Linked DNA regions of Homo sapiens: region 2 is linked to region 1. A link is a loop called in an ENCODE intact Hi-C map of the cell type or tissue named here. Cell type or tissue: OCI-LY7. All regions are shown on one strand. Links, peaks and the distances in the headings refer to the core of each region. The heading gives the core; the rest is flanking DNA. Region 1 has its middle 47 kb from the start of NR5A2. Region 2 has its middle 87 kb from the start of LINC00862.

Region 1 (2,915 bases), core at 88-2,587:
GTGACGTGATCTCTGCTCACTGCAAGCTCCGCCTCCCAGGTTCACGCCATTCTTCTGCCTCAGCCTCCTGAGTAGCTAGGACTACAGACACCTGCCCACACGCTCGGCTAATTTTTTTTTTTTTTTGTATTTTTAGTAGAGACGGAGTTTCACCGTGTTTTGATCTCCTGACCTCGTGATCCACCCATCTCTGCCTCCCAAACTGCTGGGATTACAGGTGTGAGCCACTGCGCCCTGCCTAGTCAAATTATTTCTAAGAGTACGGTTTTAAAGAAGCAGAGATGAGCTTTTAGGCCAGGAGCAGTGGCTCACATCTATAATCCCAGCATTTTGGGAGGCTGAGGTGGGTGGATCACTTGAGCCCAGGAGTTCAAGACCAGGCTGGGCAACATCATGGTAAAACCCCATCTCTACCAAAAATACAAAAAAAAAAAAAAAAAACACAAAAAAATTAGCCGGGCATGATGGTGCACGCCTGCAGGAGAATGGCTTGAAACCAGGAGGTGGAGATTGCAGTGAGCCGAGATCGTGCCACTGCACTCCAGCCTGGGCAACAGAGCAAGACCCTGTCTCAAAAAAAAAAAAAAAAAAAAAAAGCAGAGATGAGCTTTTAAATTACAGATTAAAAAATTAGGCCACACCTGTAATTCCAGCACTTTGGGAGGCCATTGCGAGAAGATCGCTTGAGGCCAGAAGTTGGAGACCAGCCTGGGCAACATGGTAAATCCCTGACTCTACACAAAAATTTTTAAACATGTAAAAATTACCCAGGCGTGGTGGCACATGCCTATAGTCCCAGCTACTCAGGAGACTGAAGTTGCAGTGAGCCATGATCCCACCATTGCACTCCAGCATGGGCGACAGAGCAAGACCTTGTCTCAAAAAAAATTAAAATAAAATAAAAGTTCACCTTGGTTATCTCAATTTAATTTTTTTCTTTGTACAGGTATCTGGTTTATTTAAGTTGTGATCTTCCTGAGAAACAAATCGAAGTCAGTGCAGACCAGCATTGTCCAACAAACAGAACTTTCTGGCATGATGGAATAGCCCATAGCTGCACTGTCCCCTCATGTGGCTATTTGAGCACTTGAAATGTGTCTAGTGTGACAGAGAAACTGAGGTTTTAATCTTAATTTAAATTTGTTTAAATAGCCACACGTATTTAGTGGCTACCATACTGGACAGTGCATGTCTAGACCAGTGGTTCACAATTGAGGGCAATTTTTAGTCCTCAAAAGCAGTCCTCAAGGGGTCAGAGTTGTGTTGCAGGAGTAGGGGGAATCACAGCCTGTCTTCAGCTGGTGGACGACCCCTCCAGCCATCCAAGCTCCCGTTTTCCCACTACACATGGGCCTACCTGTGTAGACCTGTGTAATTTAAATTTTAATTTAAATTTGTAAGAGAAAGAAACCTATATAGATCTATTAGTTTCTCGTGTTTTCTTTCTTTCTTTCTTTCTTTTTCTTTCTTTCTCTTTCTTTCTTTCTTCTCTCTTTCTTTCTCTCTCTTCCCTCCTCCTTTCCTTTCCTTTCCTCTTTTCTTTCTGACAGGGCCTCGCTCTGTCATCCAGGCCAAGTGCAGTAGTGTGACCACCGCTCACTGCATCCTCAACCTCCTGGGCTCAAGTGATCCTCCCACCTCAGCCTCCGAGTAGTGGGGACTACAGGCATAAGCCACTGCACCAGACTATTTTATTTTTATTTTTTTGTAGAGACAGAGTCTCGCTATGTTGCCCAAGCTGGTCTCGAACTCCTGGATGCAAGCAATCTGCCAGCCTTGACTTCCCAAGGTGCTGGGGTTACAGGCTATTTTTACTGTCTCTTTTAGGGCAGTGAAATTACTTTGTTAGTATATGATGTTATACAGGTGGATACCTGTCACATTTATCCAAACCCACAGAATGTACAACACCAAGAGTGAACCCTGGTATAACCTATGTTTGCGTAATAATGATGCATCAATGTTGGTTCATCAATTGATTAAAAGGCTTTTTTTTTTTAAGAGCAGCTTTAGGTTCACAGCAAAATTGAGTAAGTACAGAGATTTCTCATATACCTTTTTCCCTCACACCTGCACAGCTTTCCCATTATCAATATCCCCCACCAGAGTGGTACATTTGTTACAATCAATGAACCAACATTGAGGCATCATTATTACGCAAACATAGTTTATACCAGTGTTCACTCTTGGTGTTGTACATTCTGTGGGTTTGGACAAATGTAACAGGTATCCACCTGTATAGCATCATACACAGTAGTTTCACTGCCCTAAAAGTCCTCTGTGTTTCACCTTTCTTGTGTTCTTAAAAATCCAAATGAACCTCTCACTGTTATCCTGCTCAAGAAAAAAACAGGGCAAAGTTCCAATGAATCTAAAATGATATCTAGCTTTCAATTTCAAAGAGCTGTTGAATAAGATTAATGAGTGAATAAACTTAGTTTTCCTTTCGTTACTCAGGGAAAAAGTCTGGTATTTAAGGCTATTTGTAGTTAGACTCAAATTTCCTCCCTCTAACCTTCTCTCCACCAGCCTATCTTAGCTAAATTGATGCTGCTTCAGCACATTTTATTCTTCCATGTCCCTTTATTTTCTCTATTTTTATTTTTGTAGACAGGGTCTCACTCTGTTGCCCAGGTTGGGGTGCAGTGATCTTAGCTCACTGCAGCCTTGAACTCTTGGGCTCAAGTGATCCTCCCACCTAGGCCTCTTGAGCAGCTAGGACTACAGGTGCACACCACCACACCCAGCTAATTTTTTATTTTATTTTATTTTTTTATAGAGATGGGTCCTGCTATGTTGCCCAGGCTGGTCTCAAACTCCTGGCCTCAAGTGATCACCCCACCTTGGCCTCTCAAAGCACTGGGTTTCAGGCATGAGCCACCATGCCTGACCTCCTTTATGCTTCTTCTTTTTTT
Region 2 (2,915 bases), core at 92-2,591, 310 kb after region 1:
GGAAGGAAAGAAGAAAGATACTTCAAAATGGCTCAGTGGCAATAATATATTTTTTTAAAAAGAAAGGCCAGGTGCGGTGGCTCACACCTGTGATCCCAGCACTTTGAGAGGCCGAGGCAGATGGATCACCTGAGGTCAGGAGTTCGAAACCAGCCTGCCCAACATAGTGAAACCCTGTCTCTACTGAAAATACAAAAATTAGCCAGGCGTGGTGGCATGCGCCTGTAATCCTAGCTACTCTGGAGGCTGAAGCAGGAGAATCACTTGAACCCAGGAGGTGGAGGTTGCAGTAAGCCAAGATCATGCCATTGCACTCCAGCCTGGGTGACAGAGCAAGACTCTATCAAAAGAAAGAAAGAAAGAGAGAAAGAAAGAAAGAAAGAAAGAAGAAAGAAGAAAGAAAGAAAGAAAGAAAGAAAGAAAGAAAGAAAGAAAGAAAGAAAGAAAGAAAGAAAGAAAGAACGAAAGAACGAAAAGAAAGAAAGAAAGGAAGGGAAAGAAAGCAAATGGGCAAGGAAGGAAGGAGAGAGAGAAGAGAGAGGAAGGAAGAAAGGAAGGAAGGAAAGAAAAAAGGAAGGAAGGAAGGATGGGCAAGCTGGGTGTGGTGGCTCGCATCTGTAAGGGAGGTCAGGGTAGGGGCACTGCTTGAGGCCAGAAGTTTGAGACCAGCCTGGGCAAGATCCCCTCTCAAGGAAGGGAAGGGAAGGGGAGAGGAGGAGAGGGGAGGAGAGGGGAGAGAGAGAAAGAATGGAAGAAAGAAAGAAAATAAATTGAAGATTTTTATTTTTAATTTTTAATTTTTTTTGGCAGCAGTTAGTGTAGCTTGATGGCAAAAAGACATAAAGTAGAGATGGTCTCTGCTAGAGGCCAGGCAATATGGTAACTGAGAGCACAGACTCTGGGTTTGAATCCAGGATCTACCAACCTGTTTAACTTTGGGCAAATTGCATGATCACACTGTGCCTCACTTCTTACATTTGTATAATAGAGATAATAACAGTACCTATCTCATAGAAATTGTGGGCCGGGTGCAGTGGCTCACGCCTGTAATCCCAGCACTTTGGGAGGCCGAGGCAGGCGGATTACGAGGTCAGGAGATCGAGACCATCCTGGCTAACACGGTGAAACTCCGTCTCTACTAAAAATACAAAAAATTAGCCGGGCGCGACGGCAGGCACCTGTAGTTCCAGCTACTCGGGTGGCTGAAGCAAGAGAATGGCGTGAACCCAGGAGGCGGAGCTTGTGGTGAGCCGAGATCGCACCACTGCACTCCAGTCTGGGCAACAGAGCGAGACTCCATCTCAAAAAAAAAAAAAGAAAAGAAAAAAGAAATTGTGAAGGTTAATAGATTAAATCATGTAAAAGTTCCTGGAAGTAATCGGCACATTGAGTCTCTGCCTCTTAGCAGCTGTGGCCTTGGGGACTTATTTATCTTCTCTGTGCCTCGCTTTTCTCACCTGTATAACGTGGATAACAACAGTGCCCACTTCACAGGGTTGTTATGAGATATAAATGAGGTAAGTTGCCTGGCTCGTAGTAAGCATCATAAAAGTGATGGCTATTATTTCCCTTCTTTTTCTCCATGCACTTATCAAAAAATATCCATTCACTTTTCCCGGCAATTCTCCGCTATATGAAACCTAACAACTTCTTCAGATAACAAATATTTTTAGTCTCACCATACCATCCTGAGATATAACTCAGACAAAATAACCTACCTATATACATAATGTCAAAAATATATACAATGTACTCATCATATCAAAAGGATTTATAATTAAAATATATATATATTTCAATATCTAAATGCTTGAACACAACTAAATTAGAAGACATAATTAAGAAGTCAGATGCTTGCCCCTACTTAAACTAAGTTTGGATTTAACAGAAGATAAGAAGGCAGTCCACACAAGAAGTACAGTATGGTTAAGCAGCAGAGGTACAGGTGGATGCTAGAATAACATCTAGTGTTTAAAAAACGGTAACAGACAAGGCTTATGTGTATATTCTAAAAGAAAGAAAGAAATTACCCTAATTAGAGGAGAAAAAGCATGCCAAGACAAATTACAGACCCTCAAAGTGGAGAAAATGAGTTAGTACTGATATTCTTGCCAACAAATAGGGCCTAGTTTACAGGGAGGCATCGAATAATTACCCCTGTTATGACTGGAAGCAAGGTGGGGACAAAGTCTCATAGCAAACATGTCTCCTCTCGGGAAATCCCACTGCATATTAAAACTTACAGTCTGGCCGGATGCGGTGGCTCACACCTGTAATCCCAACACTTTGGGAGGCCAAGGCAGGTGAATCACCTGAGACTAGCCTGACCAACATGGAGAAACCCCGTCTCTACTAAAAATACAAAAAATTAGCCAGGCGTGGTGGCGCATGCCTGTAATCCCAGCTACTCGGGAGGCTGGCTTAGGAGAATCTCTTGAACCTGGGACGCAGAGGTGGCCATGATCCAAGATTGCACCACTGCACTGCAGCCTGGGCAACAAGAGCGAAACTCTGTCTAAAAAAGAATAATAATAAACTTACAGTCAGTGTCTGGAACTTAAGAATCCTCCAGGGAATAGAGAAGGGAATCAAAAGAGAAAATTAGTAAGACAGACTAGAAAAAGGTTATACAGGAGACTTCCAGAAACAGCGTCAGGGAAAGACTGAAAAAAGGAGAACCAACTCCTATAATTAGAAATAATTTTACCATGAAATTTTCACCATATAGATTTCTTTCTGACATCTGGCAACCAAAAAACACGTTTTAGACACACATCTGTAGTCCCAGTTACTCAGGAGGCTGAGGTGGGAGGATTGCTTGAGCCCAGGAGGTCAAGGCTACAGTGAGCCATGATTGTGCCACTGTACTCCAGCCTGGGTGACAGAGACCCTGTCTCTAAAAACAAAACAACAAA

What was found. A loop is a pair of places that touch in the nucleus more often than their neighbours do. Peaks named below come from ENCODE experiments on the same cell type or tissue, not always from the same donor. Only the 100,000 strongest peaks of a DNase experiment are listed, where the experiment ranks them.
Region 2: it touches region 1 in a loop (11-fold over the local background); 1 of 110 quality-filtered maps calls a loop at or near these places.

Annotation. Positions count from the first base shown.
Region 1 is chr1:199,979,537-199,982,451 of GRCh38, forward strand. No RefSeq gene overlaps it. Among named protein-coding and RNA genes, the nearest start is that of NR5A2, 47 kb to the right of the region's middle. In OCI-LY7, for the core only: a CTCF peak has its summit at 1,234; a DNase peak (open chromatin) is centred at 165; H3K4me3 peaks cover 592 bases; H3K27ac peaks cover 1,394 bases.
Region 2 is chr1:200,285,036-200,287,950 of GRCh38, forward strand. No RefSeq gene overlaps it. Among named protein-coding and RNA genes, the nearest start is that of LINC00862, 87 kb to the right of the region's middle. In OCI-LY7, for the core only: no CTCF peak of the experiment used is centred there; DNase peaks (open chromatin) are centred at 916 and 1,186; H3K4me3 peaks cover 722 bases; H3K27ac peaks cover 1,752 bases.